Regions from separate parts of the Mus musculus genome. Here regions 1, 2, 4 and 5 are each linked to region 3. A link is a loop called in an ENCODE intact Hi-C map of the cell type or tissue named here. Cell type or tissue: heart. All regions are shown on one strand. Each heading gives the region's core, and the rest is flanking DNA. Links, peaks and the distances in the headings are about the cores only. Region 1 holds the start of Cdc14a (CDC14 cell division cycle 14A). Region 2 holds the start of Slc35a3 (solute carrier family 35 (UDP-N-acetylglucosamine (UDP-GlcNAc) transporter), member 3). Region 3 holds the start of Mfsd14a (major facilitator superfamily domain containing 14A). Region 4 holds the start of Sass6 (SAS-6 centriolar assembly protein). Region 5 holds the start of Slc30a7 (solute carrier family 30 (zinc transporter), member 7).

Evidence for each region. Peaks named below come from ENCODE experiments on the same cell type or tissue, not always from the same donor. Only the 100,000 strongest peaks of a DNase experiment are listed, where the experiment ranks them.
Region 1: a loop joins it to region 3, with 2.4 times the contacts of the local background. A loop is called at or near these places in 2 of 42 quality-filtered maps.
Region 2: a loop joins it to region 3, with 6 times the contacts of the local background. A loop is called at or near these places in 9 of 42 quality-filtered maps.
Region 4: it touches region 3 in a loop (7-fold over the local background); 12 of 42 quality-filtered maps call a loop at or near these places.
Region 5: a loop joins it to region 3, with 5 times the contacts of the local background. A loop is called at or near these places in 2 of 42 quality-filtered maps.

Annotation. Positions count from the first base shown.
Region 1 is chr3:116,422,401-116,428,339 of GRCm38, reverse strand. It overlaps Cdc14a (CDC14 cell division cycle 14A), which reads left to right and starts at 4,308. Exons shown (of 16, transcript NM_001080818.2): 1 at 4,308-4,903; 2 at 5,683-5,773. The coding sequence starts at 4,855. It overlaps Gm40125 (a long non-coding RNA gene), which reads right to left and starts at 4,089. Exons shown (of 3, transcript XR_867571.3): 1 at 3,657-4,089. In heart, for the core only: CTCF peaks have their summits at 3,177 and 5,494 (motif pointing left); DNase peaks (open chromatin) are centred at 3,229, 4,179, 4,829 and 5,349; H3K4me3 peaks cover 2,845 bases; H3K27ac peaks cover 2,979 bases.
Region 2 is chr3:116,708,825-116,714,763 of GRCm38, reverse strand. It overlaps Slc35a3 (solute carrier family 35 (UDP-N-acetylglucosamine (UDP-GlcNAc) transporter), member 3), which reads left to right and starts at 2,484. Exons shown (of 8, transcript NM_144902.4): 1 at 2,484-2,681. In heart, for the core only: no CTCF peak of the experiment used is centred there; DNase peaks (open chromatin) are centred at 2,493 and 2,823; H3K4me3 peaks cover 2,726 bases; H3K27ac peaks cover 1,904 bases.
Region 3 is chr3:116,659,996-116,665,934 of GRCm38, reverse strand. It overlaps Mfsd14a (major facilitator superfamily domain containing 14A), which reads left to right and starts at 3,258. Exons shown (of 12, transcript NM_008246.2): 1 at 3,258-3,540. The coding sequence starts at 3,457. In heart, for the core only: no CTCF peak of the experiment used is centred there; a DNase peak (open chromatin) is centred at 3,274; H3K4me3 peaks cover 2,517 bases; H3K27ac peaks cover 2,259 bases.
Region 4 is chr3:116,591,801-116,597,739 of GRCm38, reverse strand. It overlaps Trmt13 (tRNA methyltransferase 13), which reads left to right. Exons shown (of 12, transcript NM_030016.3): 2 at 2,147-3,101; 3 at 5,230-5,276; 4 at 5,481-5,547. The coding sequence starts at 2,955. It overlaps Sass6 (SAS-6 centriolar assembly protein), which reads right to left and starts at 2,782. Exons shown (of 17, transcript NM_028349.3): 1 at 2,562-2,782. The coding sequence starts at 2,626. In heart, for the core only: a CTCF peak has its summit at 3,281 (motif pointing left); a DNase peak (open chromatin) is centred at 2,789; H3K4me3 peaks cover 2,676 bases; H3K27ac peaks cover 1,887 bases.
Region 5 is chr3:116,004,259-116,010,197 of GRCm38, reverse strand. It overlaps Slc30a7 (solute carrier family 30 (zinc transporter), member 7), which reads left to right and starts at 2,792. Exons shown (of 11, transcript NM_023214.7): 1 at 2,792-3,063; 2 at 3,263-3,364. The coding sequence starts at 2,984. It overlaps Extl2 (exostosin-like glycosyltransferase 2), which reads right to left and starts at 1,901. Exons shown (of 5, transcript NM_001163514.1): 1 at 1,661-1,901. In heart, for the core only: no CTCF peak of the experiment used is centred there; DNase peaks (open chromatin) are centred at 1,957 and 2,737; H3K4me3 peaks cover 2,873 bases; H3K27ac peaks cover 1,955 bases.

The DNA.
Region 1 (5,939 bases), core at 694-5,693, 240 kb after region 3:
TGTAGTTATCTTTTGGGTTCTAGGGACTGAAGTTGAGGCCTTCAAAATGCTGGGCAAGTGCTCTGCAGGGACACGCTCCACCTTGCTTATGTATTTTGCCAAAAGGTGCTTTAAGTTGGTTTTCTAATCATACCGGGGATGATCAAACCAGTCGATTTCAATTATATCGAATTGAAACTAAATTCCCAGGCCTTGTTTCATAATCTAAAAGTAATTTGTAAGAAACAGCCATCATATAGTCTATATTTCTTCTGCCTTCTTAGATAATATCACTACTGACAGAACAAGTATGTTTTCATGAAATATTCTAATGGTAGCAATTAAAACACAGATTATGCAAATGTCCCAGCCTTCAAGTCTTTGACTACTGTGACTTCATTTTTCCTTGACCTCTTCCAACAAAAAGAATATTTCCCTTTTTATTTGACCTTTAAATGGTAAAACTGGGTTCTTTTAATGGCTTCCATTGCTCTTGTTCCCACCCAAGTCTTTCATCACGTACAAATAAATGTGTCCTCCTTGTCCCCACACATAACTAGTCATACCAGCTCAGAACTGGCCTGCGTTCCATTCTGGGACACAATTTATAAGAAATTGGGCAAATTGAAGATTGGGTCAGAAAGGATGGAGGCTAGACGGATGGAGCAGAAGGAAAGCCTGATGACGATGAGGGGTTTCATCTGTGAAACTCTAGGACGCAATCCAAGAGCTGCTTTGTAAAGAGCTTTTTTTTTTTGGAAGAGCTGTTGTGTGTAAAGAGTGACTGTCTTGCTTGGACAGGAAGTTGTTGGCATGACTTGAAGTTGCTTCCAGCAGTCTCTTCTCTAGGTCTGCATGCATGCACCCTGCATGGAATGCAAGACAGCCCAAGAAGTATGCAAGTTAGGGATGCAGAGGTAAACATTTGTTTACACTCTCCCTTCCTGTTCTTACTGGCTAAATCCACAAGCACTTTCCTTTTCTACAGCGAGGTGACATTGTAAATCCCATAGTAGTTTCATGTATAATATGCCATTCTTTACTGCTGGTTCAAGTAAAAGTCAGTTTCTTCCGTTTGTACTAAGTTGGGTGATTGGGATGAAATGTCCGGTTTTGCCTTCCCCCTGGGTTGTAAGAGCATGTCTTTATTGTGAGGCTACAACAGTAGGAACTTTGGCCCATGATAACTGAGGCAATAATGTGTTTTATGATGTCGTTCGGATCTTGGTGTGTATGTGCCATGTGTACAATGCTGTATATTTTTCTTGCAGAGTTTTTAATAGCATGACTTAGAGAGGTCCTAGTTTACTAATATTACTCACAGCACAGTATTAAAGAATTTTATCCTCTGTATGGAAGTGGCACACATCTTTAATCCCTGTACTCAGTAGGCAGAGGCAGGCAGATCCTCTGTGAGTTCCAGGCCAGCCTGGTCAACAGAGAGAGTTCAAGACCAGCCAGGGCGACAGGGAAACCCTGTCTCAAAAACCAAAAACTACAGAAGAAAGAATTATTATCAAAAATATATAGTAAATATGGTAAGGAAAAATAATTTTCCTTTAAATTTTGGCTTGAGACAGCATCTTATCTCACACTAATCCAGTTGGACCTCCAACTCATGAAGCACTCTCATGCTGGGACCATAGGCATGGGCCACAAACTCAGGGCCATTTTTACTTATTTTTACTTTAGTCTTATGTGTGTCTACATGAGAATGTACCACATGGGTATGGGTGCTATTTTGTCCAGTAGAGTGTTGGATGCTCTGGGGCTGTAGTTAATGGCAATTGTGAGCCTCTCAACACGGGTGCTTGAAGTGGAGCTTAATTTGGGTCGTCTGGAAGATCAGGAAGCCGCCTTAACTGCTGTGTCATCTCCCCAGCCCCCATTTTCATCTCTTTTAAAGAGTTTTGTTAGGTCACACTTCATTCCTCATGTCTAAAACCTCTAAGGAGAATTCTATGAAAGGCAATGTAGAACCCTTTTTGGGAATAGAATAGACCCCTGTTGTTACAGGAGCTATTCAATGAAATCTGCCCCCCTGAAAGTGTTTTATGGATCTCTCTCCTGAGACTACTTATGAACGTACAGTCATGTGATGGCCAGGCAGAGTGACACAGGCCTGGGTTCCTGGAAGGAGGATCAGGAGTTTATTGTCATCCTTCTTTACGTATGGAGTTCCAGGCCAGCCTGGGGTTATACCAGACCTACCTCAAAAAACCCAAAAACAGCCGCATTAGCCCGTGAGATGGCTCAGTGGGTAAAGATGCAGGCCACCAAACCTGAGAGCCTGTGTTGTAGCCCCTACACTGTGGGAGGAGCAAATGACTATGGCCACTCTAAATCAGCGCAAGCCACCACCTCTGGCTCCAACTTTTTACTGCAGTTGATAGTCAGATGAAAAACTATAAGACTTGTAAAGCGGCAGCTTTAGAAATGGGTTGAGTGGGCTTTACTGTTAGCTTTATAGACAAAGGGGCGAAGCCTACTGAGACTGACATGCTATGCTTTTCTACATATTTCATTAAAAAAAATCTCAATTACGTTTATTCCAACAAAATTGAAATTGTTCAACGTATTAAAACCAGGATTTGGGAGAATAAAGGTAACATTCAAGTTTTGAGAGGGTCTTTGTTCTTTTTCCTTCTTTTTTTTATTTTTTAGTTTTCAAGACAGGGTTTCTCTTCATAGCCCTGTCTGCCCTGGAACTCACTATGTAGACCAGGCTGGCCTTGAACTCATAGATTCACCTGCCTCTGCCTCCCAGGTGCTGTAATTAAAGATATATGCCACCAACCCCTGGCTATTTTAAAGTGTACTCCCCCTCCTCCTTCTCCCTTTTTCTTTTTGGGAGGTCTTTGCTTTCAGGACTCTTAGAATATGTAATACACTTCAAAAGGGTTCAAGGCTCATTACAACTTTCAGGACTTTTACAGTTGTAAAGTCTGTTTCTTTTTCGGGGTTAACTTTTGAATGTAAGGAGAGGGTGTCTTTTTAACTCCCTTACCAAGGATGTGTTTGGCTAGAATTACCGAGATGCTCTGAATAACTTTCCAGTATATCAAAGTAGTATCCACTTAGTTTTGTGCTTGTTTAGCTTTATGGAAAGCCGGCAGAGCAGAAGAATGGCCTAAGAATTGCCTCCCTGGAGTCAGTGTTCCAAGTTGCTTCAGCCGGCACTTTGCTCGAGCGCCCCCTCTCTCCCTAGAGGTCAACACGCAACTGCGAGCTTTCAAAGGCTTGCACAAATCCCCGTTTCAAGGAGAAACCACTCAGAGCGCATGCTCTGGTGATAGTGGTTCAGTAGCGCCATTTTCGTAAGGGAAGGGCTGGCCACTAGTTCCGTCCCTAGGGCTCCCAGCATTAAAGTTCTCCAAACTGGATCAAAACGTTGCCGAACAAGTCCGGGGCCTCCTGGAGAGGAGCCTTTGTACTCCTTTGCAACGCTCCAGCCAAGACTACAGAAATCTTCTGTTCATTTCTCTTGTGGACAAGAGATCCTTTTCCCTCTTCTCCCTTCGCCTAGGATAGCCTACAGTCCGAGACTAGAGCCTTACACTTCTGGTGTAATTTTGCGCTCACACCTGTGGCCAAAATGAAAGGACTTGGAGAACTGGACGGGAATTTTTTTCCCCCTTGAGAACAAAGCCTAGGTGAGAGCAGACTCTAGTACTTACAGGGCATCAGTCCGTGTACTCAGGAGCTAGGAGGTATCGCTTCTTTTGAAAATTGGTTATAAAGACACAGATCCGATAGTGGTGAGAATAGGGGTTGGTGGAAAGATAGCTAGCGGTACGACCCGACATGGAGAAGGTCTGAGGTTTTTCAATGTGTGTGTCTGCGCGCGCGTGCGTGTGTGTCTCTGTGTGTGTGTGTGTGTGTGTGCGCGCGCGCGAGTTTAGAAGAAACTGAGTGAAGCAGGAAAGAGCTTGAGAGACAAAAAAAAATCTGGTGTGGAAGAAGAGCTAGCCGGTGCAGACGTGGAGACAGCATCTCAGCCCGCCAGGCAGTCGCAGCTTCCTGGGAGGCATTCACTCCTCTCTACCCATCCTTTTTCATTCATAAGTTTGTGGCTCCGCCTGACATCCACCCCACCCCCACCCCACCCAGGCAGAGGGCCAAGTTTCCTGTGTAGCAATTGGTGAAAGGCAACAAAGCCTTAGCAACTGGCTCCTAGTGACCCGCGGGGCGCCTGGTAACTGGGGCCCGAGGCCGGCTCAGAGAAAGGAGCCGAGCTGTCCCTTTAAGGGATGGCCGCGGAGTGGTGAAAGTGGAGGGGGACGAGGGAGGGCGGGGAGGCAGGTCTGGGGGCGGACCTAAGAGGAGGAGGAGGAGGAGAGGGAGGAAGAGTTGCTGCTGAAAGGAGGTGGCGAAGGAGGAGTCTGAGCAGCTGCTACTAGCCCCGCGGACACCTCCGGAGTCCTGCCCGCTGCCGCACGAGTGGCCACGGGCGCGATCCGGGCCAAACGTCTTGTCCTCCATGATCACTTTGGGAGCCGGGGAAAGACTTTGCCCGGCCTTGGGAGCTGGTGTGCGCCGTCCAGGTTTGGTGGAGACGGTGCAGCGCGAGAAGGAGGAGCTGCAGCTCGAGAAGCAGCAGCAGCCGCCGCCGCCGCAGAGTCCGGATCACAGCGGTTACAGCCCGGGGCGTGTGCGTCCCGCGCCCAGCGGGTTCGGTTCCCCACGGAATGTCCCCGGGGCGCCCCACGCGCTGACCCTGCAGCTGCCTCCGCCTTGGGCGACTGCCTCCTCCCTCAGGCAGGCTCGGTGATTGGGACCGCGAGCTCCCAGCTCTTGGGCAGTGGGGAAGCCCCCGGGGGCGGGTGACCTCAGCTGGCCACGACCCAGCCCTCCCCCGTGCGGATCTCGCTTAAGATGGCAGCGGAGTCTGGGGAACTAATCGGGGCTTGCGAGTTCATGAAAGGTGAGGAGCAGCCACCCGGCATCCTCCGGCCCTTCCACGCCACTCCCCCCCCCCAACTCCTCACGGCTCACCCCTTTGTCCCAAGCCTCTATGCTGGGTTTCTTTTCGGGCCCTGTGTCCCTCAGTACTGCGGCTCGGCGCTCGGGCCCCTTCTCGCTACTCAACTCCCGGAGGACCCCCTGCTTCCGGCTTCTTTTTTCGCGTTCTCACTCCCTCTGCAGCTTCCTCGTACCCGGACAGTGCAGGCTTCTCTGCTTGGGATCCTCCTGCAAACCTATCTTGGTGGGGAGCCTGCTGGTTTTAATCCTCCATCCGCTAACTCTCTACTTCCTCGGTGGCTGGCCCGTGTTTTTGGGACACCCCCTACCCCCAACCACACCCCCCTATCTTTCCTTCCTTCCTCTTGAAGTCTGCTAAGCTGCAGCGGCAGAAGCTCGCCTCTTTTCCCATTCCACCGCAGCTGAGGTCTGAAGGTTTCCGAACCAAACTTGTGTCTCCAGTTTTGCGGGTACCCACAGCTCCTGTCTGCACCCGCCCGCACGCAACCAGGGGGTGAGGGAACTCAGAAGATGCTCTGCCCCCTGCTGGGTCTTCTAGCCTCTTAGCAAGATGTGCTTTTGGGGCTCTGTAGCTTTCTGGAAGATCCTGTTTCTCCAAGAATCCCACGTGTTAAAGGTCTTTAAACGATGTGTAGCAGTTATTAATCCTTTGTGCATGATCTGCACTCTCAGTCTCGCGTCCCTGCTTCTCATGTTCTGTCTTTTAAACTTGTCTTTCAGATCGATTATATTTTGCTACTTTAAGGAATAGACCAAAAAGCACAATAAATATCCACTATTTCTCCATCGACGAGGAGCTGGTCTATGAAAAGTAAGTCCCCCCCTACTTTTTTTTTTAGCACCCCCTGAACTAGTTAGTTTGTTGGTTCTTTGATAATCGGGTTCCTTCACTTTTCCCAAAGAGTTCCGAAGGTATTACTAGCTTTCTATAGCTTGGGGAGGGATGCACACTGTACGTAGTTTGGTCCTGTTAACAC
Region 2 (5,939 bases), core at 268-5,267, 49 kb before region 3:
TGTAGCTTGAGAGTATATATTACCTTAAAGCCCACCCCCATCATTCCACCTCTATTTTTTTTTAAATCACTTTAAAATTTCCTAAAGAGTAAGAGGAAAAAAAATCTTCCTTTTTTCTAACCTATGTATTTGTGACACTGAGCATAGTGGTATCTACCTGTGATTCCAGCAGTCAAGAGGTTAAGGCCAGGGTGAACCATACATTTATAACCAATCTGGGCTAGATAGCAAGATTCAGGGCAGACTGGACTATATAAGGAGACCTCGTCTTTAAAACCAAATTAAACAACAGAAAAGAACTTATGTCCATTTCATATTTTTCCTGCTTATATATTTTAAATGTTCCCTTTCCTTTACAATCATACATTTATGGAGTATCGACTGTTTTCTGGGTATCAGTATACACATACACCAAAGATACACACACACACACACACACACACACACAAACAATTCACAATAGTGCCAAGGTGTAATTAGCATGTACAAGGATATTAAGTGTTTCGTTTTATTTAAAAAAAAGAGAGAGAAAAAAAGAGCCAAGATATGTTTGTAGAGCCAGGAATAGTAAGGTGTGGGAGGGGTGCCTTGGTGGGCTCATGCTGAGGCATCCCCTCCCCACACCCTCCAAAGACCAGCCATACGACAGATATGGTATAGAATTGAGTTTATTTATAGAGACATGGGAAGGGGAGTTGAGTAGAGACAGAGAGAGGGGGAGGAAGAGAGGAGGAGGGGGAGGGGAAGAGGAGGGAGAGGAGAGAGGAGAGGAGAGGCTGGCTAGGAACAGAAGAGAGTGGGGGGAGGAGGAAGGGGAGAGCAGAGAAAGGGATCAGAGAGAGAAAAAGGCAGAAAGAGTAAGAGAGTGAGGAGGGACTAGCCAGGTCTACCTGGAGATAGTCAGGTTGGGCAGAGCTTAGAAGGAATGCCAACAGAGTTTCTTTTTTAAAAAATGGAGAAAGGGTTCAGTGGGAAGTATATGAGGTACAAAGGCCTAGGGTCAATTGGCAATAATTGGGGGGGGGGGGGTTGGTAGGGAGGAAAAAGGGGATAGAAAGCAGATTTGAGTGCTCTAGCTTTTGATCCTAGCTAGCACAGAGAGGCTGAGACAGGATGGTTGCTAAGAGATCGAGACCTTCAATGCCAGCCTGGAGCCATCCTGAGCTACAATGTGAGACCCCGTCAAAAAAAAAAAAAAAGTAAGAAGTATAAGAAGTATTGTATTTGTTACTTTCTTTTTGCCTGAGAAAGCCACTTAGAGGGAGGACTTATTAGTCCTCCCTGAAACATCATCGTTTCAGATGTTTTGGTTCATGGTGACTAGGTTTCATTGCCTCTGGGTCTCTGGTTGGAACTTATGTACTGGGGCAGTTATTTACCAAAAAAAGCATACAGGCTGCAAAGAGAGCTAGAGGAAAGGCTAGGTTAAGACACACCCTCAGCGACCCACTTCTTCCAAATAGGCTTGTGCCACCATTTACACCATCTCCTAATAATACCTTCAAAGATTTAATACATCAGTGGCTTAGGTCAGAGGTTCACTATCCATTCACTTCCCCCAACATCAAAGTCCATTAGCTGGCAACCAAACCTTTACCACATGATGAATCTTTGGGGGACGTTTTAGGTTCGGACCCTAGCAAATATCAAGATCTAATCCACATTCCATCCCCCAGAAGTTTTCTGAAGGTCGGATTACACAAACATTTAAGCGAGGCATCATGTGCTAACAGTCATTTAATTTTATTTTTCTCCGTTGTTTTCTAACGATGCTTCCCTAATGGATGGTTTTAATCATTTGCCACGCAAAGAAGCGTAAGCTTAATTCTAGGAGCATTGTTTTAACAGGGAAGGGATAAATCTGCTGTATCCGATGATCAATCCGGACCCAGAATATTACATTTCAGCCTGTCCACAGCCAGCAATGGCTACAGTGGTTGGGAACTTTTGGAAATACATTAGCAGACTGAAACGTAATATGCATGAGATTCTTGCAGACAGGAAGAGGTAAATTGCTCTCTTTCTCTCTTCACCTTTCCCCTGGTTAGTGACACTAAGCCCATTCTGCGTTCCTGACACTCTTCCAGGTCTCCCAGGGTGGGGGACAGGGATCATTCCTAACCGAACCAGCTGGCTCCTAGACTAAGGTTGGTAACCTGCACCAGGTATAATCTTGTTTTCAACTCACTGGTGGTCATTTTCAGGAGCCAAGATCCGCCTCCCGGTTCTCATCAGAGTTCTTTGATCCAAAGGACTTTGTCCCCTTCCTTAAGTGACAGATCATCCCGCCACTTTCTGCCGCAGGACTGTGGGGAGAGAGACACCTTCCTATCAAACTCTCCGGCGACCGTGAGACTGTCACGGGAGCTGCGCGAGGAGCAGCCGCGGTTGGGGTCGCCTCAGGGACGCGTCCCGCAAGCGCGAAGCTGGGGCCCCCGGAGCCGAACAGGGAACGGCGTTTGCCGGGGCCGAGGCGGAAGCCGGATCCTTTGGCGGACCGGACCGCGGGAACCCGGAAACGCCTGGGCCTCACCGAAGCGGTCCGGGCCACAGAGCCGGCGGGAGCCGGCGGTGCTGCGGGTCAGCGGACGCGGCGGAGCCGACGGGCTCGGCAGCCTGGGTCTCCCGGCGTCGCGGAGCCCGGGGCTCCAGTGCGGGCAGCTGGCCGAGCCGCACGGCGGGTGAGCGGAGGGCGCTGGGGGAAGCTGGCGGGACGCCGAGGCCGGGCTGGGAGGGCGCGGGGCGGTTGAGGCCACCGGGACCACAGCGGACGGCTGCAGCCCTAGTTTATGAGGAGTAGATGAATGGGCGCCTTGTACCTCCGGCCTGGACGTGCCGAAACGTTCTGGGTGGAGGAGGAAAAGGTCGGGAGGGGAGGGGTGTGGCAGGCAGTGTGCCTGCAAGCTCCAGACTGGCGGGCCAAGTGCCTTGGGGGCCAGGCTGGCGGCCTGTCCTTCCGCGGTCATTTCGGGAGCTCCGGCTCAGCCTGTGACCCCGGGCTAGGGACGAGTCTGCTCGGTGAGAAAGGACGGTGTAGTCAAGAAGCTGCAGGGACTTGGAGAGATGGAAAGGGTGCCCGTGGTAAGTCTAGACCGAAGGCGATGGGTGTCCATCAGTGTGTGTGGCGAGAGTTTGCAGGGGTTCTAAGTATTGAAGAGTGGGGAGCTTAGTGAACATTTTATTTAAGCTAACTCAAGTTTCTGCTAGTTCAGATTAATTAAGGGATATTAAACGAAGTAATGGGTTTTAACTGTAGCAAGGCACTTATAGGAGTGTGCCCTTTATTATATCCTATTAAACGCAATATTTGAAGATGGCACCTGAGTTGAGTCTTTGTAGACACTTATTTTGGTAGTTACAGGTAATGTTTGGTTGTTTCTCACGTCTTCATTCCGTTGCTACTAACTCAAGTTGCTTGCTTTCAAATGAATGACTCCTACGTTTATGCGTCTGACTAACTTCCCTCCCTTTAAATTTTTTCCTACCGCATCTGCCCTTATTTTCTGGTCACTTTCAGGTGCACCATACCAATAGCTTCCAAAACGGAACTTGCAGCTTTAAGTCTTTCTGCCTTGGAACTACGCCTGACCTGATAGCACACGCATGAGCAGGGCCCCCTCTCTTCTCTGTCTCACTATCTCCTGGTTCTCTTCATCCACCCACACACCCCCACTCCTGCCCCCTCTTCACTGTGTGTGGCTGTGCTGGGCAGTGAACCCCGTGGGAATTGACGGAGCACTCTGTCACTGAGCTGTAATTTTAGTTCTTTGCAATCGCTTTTTGAAGCTGGAGATTTAATGCCACTCTCTGACAGTTCTCTCAGAAATACTCAGCGACAATTTACTTAGTTAGTGGTTCTAGGGATGGAACATAGGTCATACTGAAGGCTAGGTAAGTGCTTAGCTACTGTGGAGTATCCATAACCAAGAATAGATTTTAAATAATTTAGGTAGCCATTAAAAACCCTTCAAAATGTAAACCACTCCATGATACAAGTTAATGTAATCCTTTCATTCTTTTTTAAAAATAGTTTTATTTCTAAGCTAGACATTCTTTTTAAAAAAGTAACTTTACCCAACATATTGAAATGTTTTTAAGATAACCATAGGATTTTTTATTTATATATTTTTAATTTTTATTGGATGCTTTATTTACATTTTAAATGTTATCGCTTTTCCTGGTTTCCTCTCTGGAAACTCCCTATCCCTTCTCCCCCTCCCCCTGCTTCTGTGAGGGTGCTTCCCCACCCTCCTTCCCACTCCTGGCATTTCCCCTACACTGGGGCATCAAGCCTTTACAGGACCAAGGGCCTCTCCTCCCATTGATGCGGGACAAGACCATCCTCTGCTACATATGCAGCTGAAGCCATGAGTCCCTCCATGTGTACTCTTTGGATGGTGGTTTAGCCCCTGGGAGCTCTGGGGGTTGGGGTTCTGGTTGGTTGATACTGTTGTTCTTCCTATGAGGTTGCAAATCCCTCAGTTACTTCAGTCCTTTCTCAAATTCCTCCATTAGGGACCCGTGCTCAGTCCAGTGGTTGGCTGAGAGCATATGCCTCTGTATTTGTCAGGCTCTGGCAGAGCCTCTCAGCTATATCAGGCTCCTGTCAGCAAGTACTTCTTGGTATCTACCATAGTGTCTGAGTTTGGTGTCTGTATATGGGATGGAGCCCCAGGTGGGGCAGTCTCTGAATGACCTTTCCTTCAGTCTCGGTTCTACACTTTGTCTCCGTATTTCTCCCATGAGTAATTTGTTCCCCTTCTAAGGACTGAAGCATCCACAATTTGGTCTTCCTTCTTCTTGAGCTCCATGTGGTCTGTGAATTGTATCTTGGGTATTCTGAGCTTTTGGCTAACATCCACTTATCAGTGAGTGCACATCATGTGTGTTCTTTTATGACTGGGTTACCTTACTCAAAATGATAATTTCTAGTTCCATCCATTTGCCTAAGAATTTCATGAACTCAATGTTTTTAATAGCTAAGTAGTACTCCATTGTGTAAATGTACCACATTTTCCGTATCCATTCCTCTGTTGAAGGACATCTAGTTTCTTTCCAGCTTCTGGATGTTATAAATAAGGCTGCTATGAACATAGTGGAGCATGTGTCCTTGTTATATGTTGGAGAATTTTCTGTGTATATGCCCAGGAGTGGTATAGCTAGGTACTCAGGTAGTACTATGTACAGTTTTCTGAGGAACCTCCAGACTGATTTCCAAAGTGGTTATACCAACTTGAAATCCCACCAGTAATGGAGGAGTGTTCTTCTTTCTCTACATCCTTGCCAGCATCTGCTGTCACCTGAGTTTTTATTCTTAGACATTCTGACTGGTGTGAGGTAGAATTTCAGGGTTGTTTTGATTTGCATTTCCCTGATGATTAAGGATGCTGAACATTTTTTCAGGTGCTTCTCAGTCATTCGGTATTCCTCAGGTGAGAATTCTTTGTTTAGCTCTGTATTCCATTTTTAATAGGGTTATTTGGTTTTATGGAGTCTAACTTCTTGAGTTCTTTGTATATATTGAATATTAGCCCTCTATCGGATGTAGGATTGGTAAAGACATTTTCCCAATCTGTTGGTTGCCATTTTATCCTATTGACAGTGTCCTTTGCCTTACAGTAGGTTTGCAATTTTATGAGGTCCCATTTGTAGACTCTTGTTCTTAGAGCATAAGTCATTGGTGTTCTGTTCAGGAAAATTTCGCCTGTTCCTGTGTGTTTGAGGCTTTTCCCACTTCCTCTTCTATTAGTTTCAGTGTATCTGGTTTTATGTGGAGGTCCTTGATCCACTTGGACTTGAGCTTTGTACAGGGAGATAAGAATGGATCAATTTGCATTCTTCTACATGTTGGCCACCAGTTGAACTAGCATCATTTGTTGAAAATTATGTCTTTTTTCCACTGGATGGTTTTAGCTTCTTTGTCAAAGATCAAGTGACTA
Region 3 (5,939 bases), core at 356-5,355:
ATTAAAAGTTCATTTGCATTTTGTTTATTATTAGAATGTAGCCTGTCCACTAAAGATGTACATTCAAAGAACATGTATTTAAAAGTTAGTGTGCTTAAAGTAAGGCCAGGCATGACAACATGCACTTTTTTTTACTTACTCACTTTACATCCTACTCACTGCTCGCCCACTACTCCCACAGTCCTTTCCCTCCCCCTCTCGCCGTCTGGCACACCCTTTTGGTTCCAGGATTCAGGAGGCAGAGGCAGAATGATCTTTGTGAGTTCCAGGCCAGCCAGTCCTACGTGGTGTGACCATGTCTCAGAAAAAAACAAAATGGAATTCAGGTCTTCTCTGCATGGTTATTAGTGCAACAGAAATAGGCTCATTAGTTTTTATTTGTATTTGTATCCAGTTTTATGATTTTTTTTTTTTTTTTTTTGGTTTTTCGAGACAGGGTTTCTCTGTATAGCTCTGGCTTACCTGAAACTCACTTTGTAGACCAGGCTGGCCTCAAACTCAGAAATCCGCCTGCCTCTGCCTTCTGAGTGCTAGGATTAAAGGCGTGAGCCAGCACACCCGGCCTTTGTATCTAGTTTTATAAATGTAAGCTTTTATTATTGAATTCGCCTTTTTTTTTTTTTTACCAAACTCAAAACTTAAAAACTATGTAAGTGAAACATTACAGTTCACAAAGAAGTCTGCATAGTTCCTATGTTTGTCCCACTCCATTGGCAAGTGCCTTCTGTGGGGAGTAATTTCCACCAGGTTATAGCTCGGTTTCTTTCTGAAAGGCAAGCATATGTGTCACTACGTTTACAGTGCTGCTTTTCCTGCACGATCGTGTTCTCTGTTCTGTAAGGCTTTTTCTGAGCTCTGTGTATTCAGTGATCACCTTGATACCTACTTTGCTTTGGGGCTCATTTGCTAACTTGTTTAAACTATTTTCATGCTTTGGCTCTCACCTAATTGTCCATGTGCCTAAGTAAATTCACTGACACTCAAGGATTTGAACACTGACATCCTTGTTCTACCCTGTCAGATCTTTTTGGGTATGTTATTTCTATTTAATGGGAGCATACACACTATTTTTTAAATCCTAGTCTTAAAAAGAACCGGTGAGCACTATTGTAGGTATTCAAATAGCTTGAATAACTGACAATAACCAATCATATTTTAAAAGTAACTTTGATATAGCTGAAGTATGATTTTTGGAGGTCATAAAAAGTTGGAGTAACCACATAGTATTTTTTTCCAGTCTTTCATTTTATTTTGTTTTTGGTTTTTCGGGACAGGGTTTCTCTGTATAGCCCTGGCTGTCCTGGACCTCACTCTGTAGTCCAGGCTGGCCTCGAACTCAGAAATCCGCCTGCCTCTGACTCCCAAGTGCTGGGATTAAAGGCGTGCGCCACCACGCCCAGCTCAGTCTGGTTTTCATGTAGCCTGGGGCTAACCTTGAATTTGCTGTAGAGGCTGGCCTTGAACTCCTGGTCACACTGTCTCTACAACACAAATGCCAGGACCGAAGATATGCACCACCACGCCTACCTTAGAACAACCTTCTTAATCCTCTACACCCATGCAAAATATGATCTCGGGATTTAGTTATGAAGTTTCTCCCACTCTCAACAGCTTGAAGTTGGACTTCAAGGAAGTTTCTATATGAGAATTTTATTTTTAAAGTAAGTATGATGAAAATCCTTACCACCCAAGATGCTTTTCTTTCCCCATCCATGAAAACTGGCTTATTTTCCATTTCTTGTCAGCATGCAAGTAGAAGAAACAGAACATCCAACCAGGTTTATTTTTAACATTTTATTTTGAAATTTACAGAAAAGCTACAGTAACCCTCACATGTGTGCCCCCTGCTTTCTCCTTTACCTTGTCTAATAGTTACTTAGGCCATGTAATAAATAGCCTGATGTTCAGTGGCCTGAAGAATCCACCCACACCCAGGCTGCTCTCAGATTTGTCCTTGAATTCCTGATTCTCCTTCATGCCAGGATCTAGGCATCCACTTCTATGCTGGGTTCACTGATTGTTGGTGATAGAATCCGCAGCCCTATGCTTACAGGAAAAGCACTCCAAAAGAACCAGCTACAGCCCCATCCCAGTAATGTGGCTAAGCTGGGTATTCATAGCTGAAGGTCTCATAAAGTTTGCAGTCAGCTCAAGGCTTGACCAGGCATAGAGGATCTCGTTCCAAGATAATCCACAAAGCTTTGAAGGAGATTTCAGCTCAACGGCAGCACCTCTCCATAGTTCCTCTGGTATTATGGCATAACAATCGGCAACCCCTGACTGGAGTAAATGAAGAGCCTAGCAAAAACATACAGTACCTTTTATGACCTCTCCTCTAAAGTCAGTGCTGTCATTTCTGCTTTGCCCTGTTAAAACAAGGTCATCCATCACTAACCAGGCCACAAGCCAGGAGAGGGAGGGAGCCCCTTCCACTTCTCCCAGGGAGGAATATCACTGAGTTTGGGAACATTTATCTTACTTAGAGCCACCACATCCAGGATCGCTGTTGCCACAGTTTGGTTTGTTTCCAGTTCCCCTTTATCGAACAGTTTGATGGGGGAAAGCATGTGTTGTGCTCGTTCATACCTAGCACTGAAGGTATATTTAAAGGAAAGTTTTCCAACAGTTACCAAAATGAAGACTTTGCTAGACATGGTGGCACATGACTTTGATCACAATATGGGAGGTAGTCAGGGAGATCTCTCAGTTTGAGGCCAGCCTGGTCTACATAATGTGCTGCCTCAAAGTAAATGTCAGTACTGTTAATATCACATTTCATATTCCACCTGTCTGCTCTTTCTACCAGTCTTCTAGTCAAACCAATTTTTAAAAGCCTATAAAGTATGGCATCTAGTTTACACTGGGAGAGAATGTACTGGTACGTGGGGGTATGTAAGCCAGCATGACCTAGCTGGGCATCAGATCAACAGCTAAAACTCCTCTACCTGCTACTGACCATTCCTGGAAAACTTTCCCGTTGTCCCCTTCAATTCTGTTTTGGTGGGGATGCATTTGATGCGGATGCTATTAGCCTGGGACGCCTGAGCATCTGAGAAACTATTTGTCAGATTTGAGTAGGTAAAAACTTTTCGGAACTTGAGTTCATCTGTGAAGGAAAAACTGTTAAAATAGCCATCGCTCAGCGCCTTAGAGGGCAAAAGCTAGGCAGCCAAAGCACCTGGCTCCACCCGCTCCCGCGGCACCTCCCAGTCCTCCGCTATTGCAGGGTTGGAGGGGCGTGCCCGCACTGCGGGGGCGTGGCTGCGTCACGGGGGCGTGGCGAGCGACTCAGCCGATCGCACGATGTGACGCGCCGCCCGAGGCAGGCCGGGCCCTCAAGATGGCGGCGTGCGCCCTGAGCGGCTCGGCCCGGCAGTAGTGGCGGGACCGCACTCGCCGCTGGGGCCGCCCGCCCCCTGAGTGGCTGCTGCAGCGCCGGGAGTCGAGGATGGTAAAATGACCCAGGGGAAGAAAAAGAAACGGGCCGCGAACCGCAGTATCATGCTGGCCAAAAAGATCATCATTAAGGACGGAGGCACGGTGAGTGCTGCTGGTTCCGCGCCGCAGGACGGCCCGGGTGCGGGCCCGGCTCGCTCTTCCCCCCGCTTCCGCCTTCGCTGGGCCGAGAGCGCCCTGCCCTTCCGTGCCGCCGGCGCTGCCGCGGTCTCGGCCTGCGGCCTCCGCGGCCTGGCTCCCCTGGACGCTGCTGGTACCTCCGGCGGGGCACTGCGTCTCGGAGCCTGCGGCCTCGGCCCACGTGCGCCCGGCCTCGGGGAGGAGGCGGCGGCCCCTCCGCAGCCTCGCCAGGCCCAGCGCGGCGCGCGGGGAGGCTGGGCAGCCTTGCGCTCCGTATGCTGTGGCGGGTGGCCGCCGCCGCGGCCCGCTGGGCCAGGGTACGTGCGTTGTCCCATCGCGGTCGCCGGGAGCCGGAGCAGCGGCTTGGAGCTGTTCGGCTACCTTGTCGGGGAGTGGGCTCGTCCCCTCTCCCGGCGTCGGAAGCCTGACCTTCCCTGGGGCCCTCTCCGTTAGAGAAATCTTCACCTTGTGCCTCAAAATAAGTCTTTAGAATTGGTCATGGCGTGAGGATCGGAGACAGATTCTGGCAGGCGGACTGAGGCTAAAAATGTGCCTTTTAGACAGTCGTTACTCGCAGAAAACTTTATGCACTGTGCAGTGTGCTACCAGACGTCGATATAGGATTTGTCATTGGAAAACAAACGTACACTTTTGTTGTGCTGTGTGTTTGTAGCGTTACACTCTGATCTTTGCTGACTCCTTTGGTATCGCGTTCCGAAATAGAATGGAAAAGTAAGATGTGTCTCTGTGGTGAAGTTGCAGACATTGTTTCTTTCCATTTGTTTGTAGTTTAATGGAGCCTTGATCAATGCTAGCAAAGCACTAAATATGTAAGTAGGCCACCGCGGAGGATTTGCTGAAATCAGTTTGAAATAAATGACAACTTTCTTTTGACATTTGAGAACATGGCCTAGTCCAACTGCCATCATTTAGAAAGCTTGGGACATATGGAACGATTTCGGAATATGTTCAGTTAACTGTCAGATTTATTAGTTGTCATAGCTTTGACTTTTAGTGAAAAAAGAGGGTTCAGAGCTTTCCAGATTTTCTTACTGTACCTGATCAAAGTATTACTTTGATGAATTCTCATTAGCTGTCTTGACCAAGTTAGTAGGAGCTATACTGGGAGGAAAGAATATCGTTGTCAGGTTTAGAGAGAGAAACTTATAACGAAGCATATTTTCAAAAACCAGGTGCTATTTAAGACCAATCTTTGCAAAAGACAAGAAGCAAGATAATTAAGGAGCAGACCTTTTTTTTTTTTTTTTTTTTTTTTTTTGGTTTTTCGAGACAGGGTTTCTCTGTATAGCCCTGGCTGTCCTGGAACTCACTTTGTAGACCAGGCTGGCCTCGAACTCAGAAATACGCCTGCCTCTGACTCCCGAGTGCTGGGATTAACGGCGTGCGTCACCATACCCGGCAGGAGCAGACCTTTTATAATGTTTGGATTTTTGTCTGGTTTGCTCTGTAAAATATTTTTTTGATGAGATAGTAGGGATCAAACTTAGAGCTCATGTCAGCCTCCAGAAGAGTCATTCCAAATTCTGACTTTGAGAAGAGATACATGTTTTTGTTGTTGTTGGGATTTTGCTTTGTGTCTGAGGACAGATCTCAGGTCGTTCAGAAAGACTTCAGACTTAGGACCCTCCTACTTGTGCTTCCCAAGTGCTGGGATTATAGGTGTGTGTGCTGCCATGCCTGGCGAGAAGAGGTTCTGTTTGTTTAAGTCTTTTTGCTATTTATAAAGATATAGCAAATTTCTAGCTTGCTTTAGTACACAAAATACTTTTTACTAGTAAAAATGTCTTGGTGGCACACTAAATCAATGAAAACTTTCCTTGAAAGTCAGGTCTTAAGAACATCGTCCTTTCCCATCTTACTCTGCCTCACTTTCCTTTTCATTCTGCCTTTTTTTTTTTTTAAGATTATTTATGAGCCAGGTGGTCATTCCAGCACTCGGGAGGCAGAGGCAGGTGGAGCTCTGTGAGTTCAAGGCCAGCCTGGTCTACCGAGTAAACTCCGTTCAGCCAAGACTCCACAAAGAAACCCTGTCTCAAAAACAAAACAAAGATGTACACACACACATGTGGAGAGCTGTGAGCAATCGCACACACAAGTGTTTTTGCCTAAATGTATGTATGCGTTCAGCATGATTGCCTGGTGTCTGAGGAGGTCAGAAGAGGGAATTCCGTCCTCTGGGTTTGAGCTGCCGTGTGAGAGCTGAGAAACAGTACTCTGCAAGAGCCACAAGTGCAGCTCAGCCAGAATGGCTAAGCCACTCCTCCAGTTTCCATTCTTTTGTTTTGTTTTGTTTTTTTTTCAGGACAGGGTTTCTCTGTGTAGCCCTGGCTGTCCTGGAACTC
Region 4 (5,939 bases), core at 297-5,296, 68 kb after region 3:
GAACTGGGACTTTAAACCCAGGCAATCTGGCTCCAGATCTAACCCTGGAACCTGCATTACGCTGCTTCTCCGAGGGGGTCTTCTCAATTCTGTGTCTGGGCGTTCCCTGAGAACCAAGATGGCGACTGGTTTTGATGTTGCTGTTCGGAGGTGAAAGGAAGGAAACCTCATGGTCTCTGTACCCAGAATAGTTTAGGGTACACAGCAGGCAAGTATTTGCTGGGGTAAACTGCTCTTCAATAGTTGGCTAAGGAATCTACGTTGTTCTTCCTATAGGTCAGGGGTTAGCAAAATTATTCTCTAGGAGGTCAGAGAGTGAATATTTTAGACTTTGAAGACTATGGAGCAGTGGTTCTCAACTTACAGGTCTGGTCCCCCATGAGAGTCAAACAACCTTTTCACAGGGGTCACCTTAGACTATCATAAAAAACAGATATTTACATTAGAAGTACAGTTACAAAGTAGCAACAAAAATAATTTTATGGTTGGGCGGGTCACCACAACATAAGGAACTGTATTATCAGGAAGATCAGAAGCCACTGCTATAGAGTCTCTGTCACAATCGTGTGTGGTTGTGTTCCTCTCCGCTACCCTGCTAGCCCGGCCCCTTTATTGTTGCTGTTGCAGTGCTGAGGAGATATATACACATATATATACATATACATAAAAAATATATATATATATATATATATATATATATATATATATATACATATATATATATATACAATCTACCATAAAAGCCACGCAGTAATTTTCCAGCCAATACTCCCATACAATTGCTCATTGATTCTGCATCGCACAGATGCAACCACAGACAGTGGGTAAGAAATAAGGATGGCTGTGCTCCAGAAAAATCTGATTTATGAACAGCTGGTTGAGCCTTGCCATGGGTGATAGGAATATCGGGTTTCTAAACAAGAGTAATTTTTTTTTCCCAAGACAGGGTTTCTCTGTACAGCCCTGGCTGTCCTGGAACTCACTCTGTAGACCAGGCTGGCCTCGAAATCAGAAATCCGCCTGCCTCTGCCTCCCGAGTGCTGGGATCAAAGGCGTGCACCACCATGCCCGGCTGAGTAATTTTTAAAGTTGAAGTTGTGTTTTAACACGATTAACTGTGATTACAATTTAATGTGTCGAAGAAGAGTTCAGAGTGTCAGGCATGGAATCACAAGTAATGGCCCATATTGCCCAACAGAAACAAAATGGACACCACAAACTTGAGTCATGTGTGTCACTTTAAACTGTTTAGAAGTTACTTAAAAAAAATAACTCTCAAAGTAAAAATTAATTTGAATACATTTGACCCCAATATACCCTAAATAAAGCCGCAACAGATAATCAACATAAAATTGAGACTTTTTACATTTCTGTTACTAGCAGGTCTTCAAAATCTATGAATTTTATACTTACAGACATCAGTTTGGATTAGCCCGAATTCAATAACTACATGTCTATATATTAAACATCACAAAATAATCACCAATGAGAGGCTGGGGTGGGGTGGGGGTTACACATCAGTGGTAGAGCATGCTAAGTGAGGGCACCACTTCAACTGTCAAAATCAAACAAACAATAAGACAATTAAATAACCTACAGATTCCTATATACGGCTGATGTTTTAAGTCCATTTTTCTGACTGCTTTGCTGGTTGATTCTGGACCTAATTTTAAATCGCATACCACAGTTTAACAGTCCAGCGACTCAATACATCAGTGTCTTCTTTTTGTTTTTGTTGTTTTTTAATTCAACATTTTTTTCACCGTTTAGTTTCTACAAACATTTTCACACCTGGTCTTCATTGCAATCAAATGAACAGCTAGACATATTAAATCAATTTAGCAAATGAGAAAATGTAATGTTCACAGAAACTAACAACTAAAAAGTTATTAGTAAAAGAGGGAAAAATCAGATCGCCTGTGGTTAGTGTGGCAAGTTTGCATTCATCTGTGCGATAAGATACCCTAGTGTAAACTCTGTGAAGATCAAGGTATCCCCAGGGGTCCGACGAAGGGCTTTACGGGTTGACTTATGTTTTGAATGTACAGAATTCCTGATTTTTCCAGTTTTGGGAGTTGGTTAAATGATTGAAACTGACGTGCGGATGAACCGAAATATGTCACTGAACGTTTTGTTTTGTTTTTAGATGGAGTTCTAAAGCTTCACCCCCAGTGTTCTTCAAAGGAGAGCATGAGTGAAGGGCCGGGCGACCTGAATCCTAGTGCGGACAGCTCCCTGAAGTCACCGTGAAGCTTTTGTGGAAATGACAGGGAGAATCAGAGTTGCCACCCAGAAAGGACAGGCTGGGCTCTGTCCCGCTGAGGGCCAGAACACGGACGTGAAGGAGTCGGCTTGCCATTTCCTCATTCCCTTTCCTCGCGTCCCCTCCGCAACGGCCGGCCCGGCCACAAACAAAGGTATCCATTAAGTCCGCAGGGTCCCTTCCCGATTCCCGGTGTGACAGTCCGACACCCGCGGACCGACCGATCCCCACGGAACCCAGCCGCCATCTTCCCCATTGGCGCGACCCCAACCGCCACCCGCCGGCTCCGGGAGCTCACCTCTCCTCGCAGTCTTTGCATTTCACTAGCAAGGGAACAAGCTGCTGGAACAGAACTTGACTCATGTCGGACCGCTGCCCCGACGGGAGGGTGAAGAAGCCCAGTAGGCCCGGCCTTCGGTCCCGGCTGCAAAGAAGAGCCGGTCCCGATGAGTTTGAGTTTGGCGCTCAGCTCCCGCGGAGGAGGAGGGAAACGATAAACAGAGGGAACGAAGGAGCTTTGGACCTCGTCAGCCACCGTCACCTTTTTCCGGTTCGGGCACCGACCGAGCCGGGCTGATGCGTCATTTCCGTGGACCCACCCCCCTCAGGCGGCCACGTTTGTTAAGGGAAGTGGGACCAAAGGGGACTGACAACTTTGGGCTGAGCCAGGCTTTCAAAAGGACCCAGCGTTATGGAGGCTCCGGCGGCGACTTCGCCCTCGATCGGATTTCCCATCGACGGCAGATGCAACTACTTCGTAGAAAAGAAGAAGCGCTTCTGCAGGATGGTGGCGGCCGCGGGGAAAAGGTTCTGTGGCGAACACGCTGGCTCCGCCGAGGTCAGCTATCGCCCTCCCTTCCTGGGAGTCGCGGGTCTGTGGGTGCTGGACCCCAGTCTCGCCCCTTTGACAGGTTCCTGCTTCCGTCCCATGGATTTAAGTAAATGCAGTTCTGCCCACCGCTCGGAGCCGCGAGGAGCCCCCGAGGAGCATTGCTTTCTTGTACTAAAAGCTCCCTCTGCTGTCTCAGAGACCCTTACACTCATCCTTCCTTCCGCTAGTCCCCCATCCTCAGGGGAAGTGATTATTTTTATAAAGGAGTGCTTGAAAAAGATCACTAGGTTTTATTAACTGGGTTCTAATTAATTATAGTTATTGTTTTTGAACGATAACCACTTGTGAATGCATGGGGAAGAAACTTAGAAACAATTTTTGTTTGTTTGTTTAGACTTGTAGATTAGTAATTTGCCTGTTCTTTATACATTAGGAGCCACTAATACTTTTGCACTTACAACCAAAATGTCTTATGACATTAATGTCTGTTGAGAGACAAAAAAAAGAAAAAAACAAAACAAAACAAAACAAAAAACTTTGCTTTCAACTTTGAAGTTTGTTATTTTACGTTTATTTTTCCTTCTCCGTCCCAGAATAATAATTACAAGTTCATAAGGTGTTTTCCTGGAGAGTTAAGTCTAAAGTCACAGGAAGCCTCATTACCCTCTACACCAAAAAAGAAAACATTTTACTAACCTGCTATACACTGTTTCTAAACTCAAACAATAGATTTTAAAAATGTGTGTGTGTGTGTGTGTGTGTGTGTGTGTGTGTTCTGTGATTACGCTTTGAAAGTTAGAGTACTATTTCCCTTGAAAGACAACTTTCTGTTTTTGAGATGGGGATCTTGCTGAATTGCTCATATTGGTCTTGAACATCTGATCCCAGGAATTCTCCTGCCTTAGCCTCCCAACTAGCTGGTCTCCATCAAAGAATCACACTGGAATTTAATTTAAAAGTCTATACATGAAATAATGTTGTTTTTTTTAATACTGAAAATTCCTTAACTTTCTCTAAAATTCAGTGTGCGTATCTTCATGAACATTCTGAAATAAATTGAAATAAACAATTGAGAAAAATTAAGAGTAAATACTTGGTCAGCTTTGGCTGTAGGGCTAGTACTAAACGTTATTTTGCTTTTAAAAATTCAATTTTCACAAACCTTAGGAAGCAAGTCATACTATTATTCTACTTAATAATATAGTAAGTCTATACTTAATATAGAAAGTCTATACTATTATTTACATGAAGCAGTCAGGATTATAGAGTTAGCAGCTAATAGAAAGAGCTGAGAATCACACCTAACCACTGGCCTCTGGATTTAATAATTGGGCCATCCTGTTGCATCCAGGTTGATAGGATCTGTGGGGCAGACCTGCCAACATTGTTTCCCTTGCTTTTCTCCCAGTGCCTATAATTAAATGCATAAAACATAAAAGACTGTAACTAGCATTTAGAAAAGTTGCAAAGCTAGTGAATATGACCCATTCTAAATTGTTAAAGCCATGCCTTGTTGTTCCTGGCGTATTTTCTCCTGTACTCTATTCTGAGAGAGGGTCTGAGGGTCACCCTGGCTGGCCTTTGGCTCTGTCTGCCCTTCCTCTGGAGAGCTGATATTCAAAGCATGCTCCACCACGCCCATCATTTCCCCATATTTGAACACCTTTAGACAAATACGCATTTTAAAATCAATTTAAATGGGCAACACTTTTCAAAAAGAGCAAGGATGCAAGTAATGAGTATTTTAGTCAGCTCAATTTAGCCACTTATACCCAGTATATATTTATTTCAAAAGATCATTTTGTACATGATGAATATTGTTGTTAGTTAATCCAAAGTACATGGTTAACATCTTTTCTTAATGGTGCATACAATTACTGTACCCATTTTTAGGAGGTGTTATCTCTGATGCAAAATTACATTAGCAAGCCAAAACAGTACTTATTCATTCATACAGAAGCGAGCTACAATGAAGACTCTTATTATGCGGCATGACCTAATCTTGCTTATTTTTCATTGTATCCTTTAAGTTTTCTTACCTTATTTTAGGAATAGAAACACACTGTGGGTGTATCTAACATCTGAATGTAATAAACTTGACATTTAAATAAATGTATCCGTTTTAATTTATTAGGAAGAAAATACTCGGAAAAGAATCTTGTGTCCTTTAGATCCAAAACAGTTAAGTATAAGGTCAAATAAGTGGGTTTTTGTCATTTGGGGTGCGTGAGTGCATTAGTCTTTGTGTGTGTGTGTGTGTGTGTGTGTGTGTGTGTATGTGTGTGTGTTTGTATATATTTGTTTGTGTGATGTACTAGAAACGGTTAAGTTTCACAAGGTTCATTTACGATTTTTCTAACTCTTAAATTTTCTCTTTAAATTTAGCACAGTGTATGAAGACCAACTAGCAAAACATTTGAAAAAATGTAATTCAAGAGAGAAGCCTAAGCCTGTAAGTATTTGAAATGTATGTGTGATATCTGTATATAAATACTTAGTATTATAAGATGCAGATTGAATTTGGCAAATGTACTGTACTCACTTGATAGCTGTACTTTTCTTCCCTCCTCTTTTCTGTACTTGTGTTTTATCTGTTGGCTTGGTTAGATAGGAGGCAGGTTACACTGTGTAGCCCAGGCTAACCCCAAACTTGAGGCCGTCTTCCCTTAGCTTCTCTAGTACTAAGACTACTGGTGGGTGCCACCTTGACCAGCCCAGAATAATTATTTCATGTTTTCTTTTTGCTTGCTTTTGAGATAGGGTGCTGTGCTGCATTACTTAGGCTGCTCTTCAGCACAGCTCAAATGTTTCTTATGCTTTGCTTTCCAAATGCTTCGACGATAG
Region 5 (5,939 bases), core at 644-5,643, 660 kb after region 3:
AGGTTGACAGATGGCACCCTTGTCATTCTTGCTGTCTGTTACCGGAAAGGACTCAGAACAGGAGGAATGTCCGTCCTTTCATCTTCTCTGCTTTCATATTTCAATCTTCAACCACACAACTAACCACGCCATACAGCGCGTTCATCTAAAGCGACTAACTGAATAGATACATAAGTATTTAAAATAGAGATACACTTATTAATTTAAGAACATTTATTACTGTATCTATTCTGTAGTCTTCTCTAGCCATTTAGTCTTTGTAATGCACAACGGACCTATGACTGGAGACTTCCCAAGTACCTCGTGTGACTGCAGGCTTGCTTAAACACTGACCACCAACACAGAGCTAAGGAATCAAAATCGTTGTGCGCCCAACTCCTTCTTTTAATGATAAGAATTACTGCGGGAGTAAGATGAATGGGTGAGCACAGGCAGAAAGGCTCATCGAGCAATAGCTGTTGTCTCTGTTCACTGTTTCAAATTCATCGCTGCTGCACAACTTAAAGACTGCACCATCTAAAATACCGATGGGTTTGCCTTTCTCCCCACCTCCCTCTCTTCACATTAATTTGTCCTCTCCATAAAACTCTCCCCGGAGAAGAACTCTCACTTATCTTGCTTTATAGTCTGGACACCCAACACATACAAGATAATCTCCAAATGATAACTGAGTTCTATTTTGACGTGTGGGACGTGTGTTAACATGTGGGACATATGTTAACCTATGTGTAGGTTAACATGAACAGGATAGATATTATTTAAAGATTACAAAAAGAAGTGAGGCACAGTAGAAACAACTTTTCCTGGTTTAAAGAGTGTCCTTCTGTCCTTTATACTGCAAACGAAAATGCCTTTAACGCTGATTGGCCTTTATGCTGTCCAGGGCTAAGGATTAAAAAATAGCATGGCCACAGTCAGAAGGGAGAAGATCTTCAAGAGCAGATCTACCTTATATCGTAACAAATCTAGGAAACTGATAAAGCTGAAATTAAATTTCTTTAATGCCTTTCAAAACTATTCAATAACAGGTAATATGGGTTCCTCCCTATCTATGCCAGCTAAGCAACTTCGGATTTACAACAGTGCAAGATGGAATACAGAATTTATTTCCAAAGGCAGGATAAAAACCACATAGGCTCAAATTGCAGGTGACCTTAATGAGAAGGCTGGAAATCCATTGCTGAAACTTGATTATTTTGATATACCATCCCCACCATCATACTTAAATAAAGCAGTCTTCAAGGGGGAAAAAATCAATTGCAATAGCTATTTTGCCTTAAACGACCTCGTCTGCAGTCAGTTCTGGCTTCCTCAGCAATGCAGTAGGGTAGAATTGAAAAACTGCTCTGAACAACAACAACAGAGTAGCCTTTAAAAAGTAAATGCTACTAATTGAGAATATTTGCTTACATGACAATAATGGTCCAAGAAAGGCAAAGACAAAAGAGACATGTTTGTCCTAGAACTTATAGAATCAAGCCGTTTGTTACCAGCAGTTTTTAAAGAGGAACATTAAAAAAAAATCAAGATCTATTTTCAAAAATCTAAATTACAGAATAAATCCTTCCTACCCACAAAGTTCCAAGAACGAGGGCAAAACAAGCAGAGGTCCCAAATGGAAAGATAAAATCAATGAAAGAGAATTTCACAGTTGCCTCACCTCTAGTGCAGAAGATTGCAGCGGGGCCAGCGGGTTTATTTGCAGCTTGGTTAGCATAAATCGAAAGGAGAGTCTCCTTTGCTTGCCTCTTTTCCACCCCTTTCCTAAACCGGGCTTCCAACCTCTCTGCCCGTCCAATTGATAACCTAGGAAATGCGCCGCCTGCAAAGTGAGTGCCTGGAGCAGGGGACAGTTCCTGAGTGGCCACCCCTCCCTCGCTTTGGGTGACGCTCCACTTCCTGTTAGGCAAAAAGGCTTTCCCAAGAAGCTCGGTTTTGTAGTTTCCAAGCCACCTCCCCAAACCAGACCCCCTTTCCGGGTTTCCCCTTCTAGGTAATAACTTTTAATCATTCACGTGATCGGCCAGCTGACCTTGTCTAAACAATCCCCTAGAAAGATGCTGGAGAGTGTCTCTCTAGCCAGCCCAGGCCCACAAGGCTCATCCCCAGCCTCCCACCCAACAGGCTTGTATCTGCACCTCCTGAAATGGACCATAGTGACAGCTACTGTCTTGGGGGTGACAAGGATGCTAAAGGAACCTGTCTGCGGTTGCCTTCAGGGCTACAACCGAATGAGGTTGCAGGGGAGAAACAGCAAGAAGCGGACCTCAAGGCCATAGTCTATGGCCCTCTTCCTAAAGGACGTTTTAAAATACCTTTAAGTGTTTCTTTTGCAAAGCACTCAACGATCGCGTCCCGCGTGACGGTTTCCGCGGGTGGGGGTGGACTCCCTTAGCGTTGACCTCGGGAAGCCATTCTCGCACATCCCGTGCAGTGGCGGCGCAGCACGTGGCCGCCTGGGCTTTTCAGTGATGCTGCCTAAGGCACAGCGGGGATTTGAGGTCCTTTAGGGGGTTAATGCTGAAGGAGCAGGAGCGGGCTGCACTGCATCCGGGGACGATAGTGATGGGCGATCTGGGTGGGTGACAGCGGGCCCTGAACCAGTCAGCCACGTCTGCAGAGAGCCAGCAGGGGTATCTTTCGTGAGTTCAGGAGATAGGACCCCTAGCTCAGCTAGAGATAGATCCCCAAGCTTTCAGCTCGGACTTTCCGCAGCCCCCAAGCCCCGCCTCCTCCCCGTAAGCCCCTCCCCTGCCGGAGTCCCCGCCCCCGCCTCCCGCTTTCCCGTCCCAGGACGCGTTGCGCGGCCCGGGCCGGAAGTCCTCGAATTCCCGGGTGTGTGTCTGTGTCTGTGTCTCGCGGCGGTGCCGCGGCGGTCAAGCGCTTTGGGGTCCGCGTTTGAAGCGTCACCGCTGTCACTGCCGCCACCATACCGAGTCACTTCTAGAGGGACGGAGACCCGGCCCTTCGCCGGGTGGAGAAGATGTTGCCCCTGTCCATCAAGGATGATGAATACAAACCACCCAAGTTCAATCTGTTCGGCAAGATCTCAGGCTGGTTTAGGTGCGGGGTGCTGTGATTGCTGGGAGGGGGCTGCCCGGGATGCTGAGACAAAGCTGGGTGCTAAGGATGGCCTGAGGTCCAGCATGGGAGCGTCACCCTCCTGCTGTGGTGGAACGAGCATGCGGACTGGGTGGGTTTTGAGGGGTCCCCGCAACCCCCTTGGCTCCTGCTTGCTTCTGATCACCTGTATCGTGCCCAGGTCCATCCTGTCGGACAAGACATCCCGGAACCTGTTTTTCTTCCTGTGCCTGAACCTCTCTTTCGCTTTTGTGGAACTACTCTACGGCATCTGGAGCAACTGGTAACCAAAGGGGAAGATGATTGGGGCGGAAGCAGAGGGTGAGGGAGACAAGCCACTATTTGCTTAGTGCCACGTAGCTCCTTACCGGCAGGTTCACGTCTTACCTTTGCCACTACCACTTTTGCTGAGTTGCTCTCAGCGTACTCTCACCAAAAGGGAAGGGCTGCAGTTCTAAGATCGGGGACTCTCATTTCCTGCAACTCCATTAAACAGAACTGACAAACAGGCCCCCTCCTCATATTTTTTTTTTACTTTTTTATTTGGCAGATGCAATGAATCTCTTTAACAGCTTGCCTTAGCTATGCCTCAGGAAAAATGAGAGGATCCTGTTAGCTAACCTACCTGTGGGTGTGGCTTTTTTTTTTTTTTTTTTTTTTTTTTTTGGATTTCACTCCTAAGATTCTGAGAGAGAAAGATCTGAATGGCCCTGTTAAATTTATGATTGCCTTTGAATGACTTTTGAAGAGGTTTGTGAAGAGACCGTTGGCAAAGCATATGCCATTCTCTTTTCCAGTGAAACTGTCTTAGGATTTTCCTTGTATCTTTACTGCAGTAGAAAATCCCATACAGTTTTCTGAGAATGCCATTTTGACTTGAAGGCTTTGGTGTCACCTTTGGGCTTTTTTGTTTGTTTGTTTTTGTTTTATGGTGTCAAGATTTGGGTCGAAGAGAGTCCGGTGTCGCTAAGGAAGTAAAGTCACTGGAATTTAAGTATTTGCTGTGGGATAACTTCTGGGCTTGTGAAACTGCTCTGCAAATAACAGAATGAGCACACTTCTGAAGTGTGCTAACTCCATTTCTAGATTTTATTCCCTTCTAAGAATCGATAAAAGAGGGGCAGAAGTTGAGAGTGCTCACTGCTCTTGCAGAGGATCAGGATTTCGTTCTCAGCACCATATCTGGTGGCTCACAACTGCCTGTAACTCCAGCTTCAAGGGTCTGACATTCTTTTCTCCACCTCACAGGCACATGCACACATGTGACAGACACAGAAAAACAGAGACGTACAGACAGACACACACATGCAGGGATAAAAACAAAATGTTAAAGAAAGAGACTCTATTAGAAGATGGGGGATATAACTCTCCCAGGATCTTTAGGCGAGTTACATAGGATTGTAGATTAACCTGTGCCATTTATGGTCTATTTTTGTTACTTCTAGTAAACTAACTTGGCCTCTGTCTTTTAAAATCCATTTTCAGAGGGGTAAAAGATCATAGTCTTTGGACTCTAACTCTGCTGTATTTGAGCAAAGTAATTGTTTCAATCAAGTTATCATGGCATCTGTTCTCTGGCGTACACCTTTGATCCCAGCAATTGGGTAGCAGAGGCAGGAGGATCTCTGTGAGTTCGAGGCCAGCCTGGTCTATCTGTTCCAGGACAGCCAGGACTAAGAGATCCCTGTCTCAAAAAAGAAACAAGCAACAACAAAAGCCCCCAAACAAAGCAAAACCTTCAGTAAGTAGTAAATCATAAGGATTATTGGTTTTGTTATTTCTTGGGGTACAAAAGTCAAATGAACATCATTAACTTAATGTATTTAATAACCATTTTGATTCCTCTGAGAATTGTACATTTCAAAGGATACCTCATAACATTATTTTTAATCTCATAAACTATTTAATACCTTTTGATAGATCATATTTGTTGAAAATACTATAGTCTTAACTTATATTTGAATATAATACTTTAATAATGAATATATTTATAATATACTTCATATTTTCTTTTTAAATTGTCATAATTTTGGCATATGTGTTGCTTATTCTATGATACATTGTAGCTTTGTACACACACATCTTTTATTATTGCTTTATATTGCTACCTAGTATATTTCATTATGACCTTTCATTGGCATAAATCACTTCATGGAATACCTTGCTCTAGGGATTCATATCTTAAGTGTCTGAACCATCGATTTCATGGAAAGTTGGGTGTATAGTGCCTTTCCAATCTGATCACTTAAAGTACTAAAACCATTTTTGTCCAAGCTGTTTGTCAGTATACATCATTGCATAAGGGAGATATTAGTGGAACGTGACTTGTTATCTGACCTTCGGTGGTTTGCTCCTCTGTTTTTTGGGTAACTTTCTGCTATCCTCAGGTGACTTGTTCTGTCATACCCTAATGGTTTATCCTTTCATTGTGTTAAATCATTCAGACTCACGTGAGCTTTGTTGTCTGTCGTGCTGCAGTCATTTGTATCTCCTCTGTATATCAAGTTTGATAGCCACAGTTGCTTAGTCCCCAATATCAGTTGGTGTCAGTAGCTACGAAACATAAATCCTTGCTGCTTGGGAGGATTTAGAAGTTTGTTGGGGATTACGGCATAGCTTAGTGGTATAGTTCTTGCCTACTAAGAACTAGGCCCCAGATTCAGTCCCTAACATTGCCAAATACACACACACACACACACACACACACACACACACACTGTAATCTCAGTATTTTGAAGGTGGAGGCAGGAAGATCAGAAATTAAAGGTCATATTGAGCTACATACTAAATTAAAACAAAAGAATTTTCTTAACTTGGATATTTATATAATTTGACTCCCTATATTATTTGTACACCAA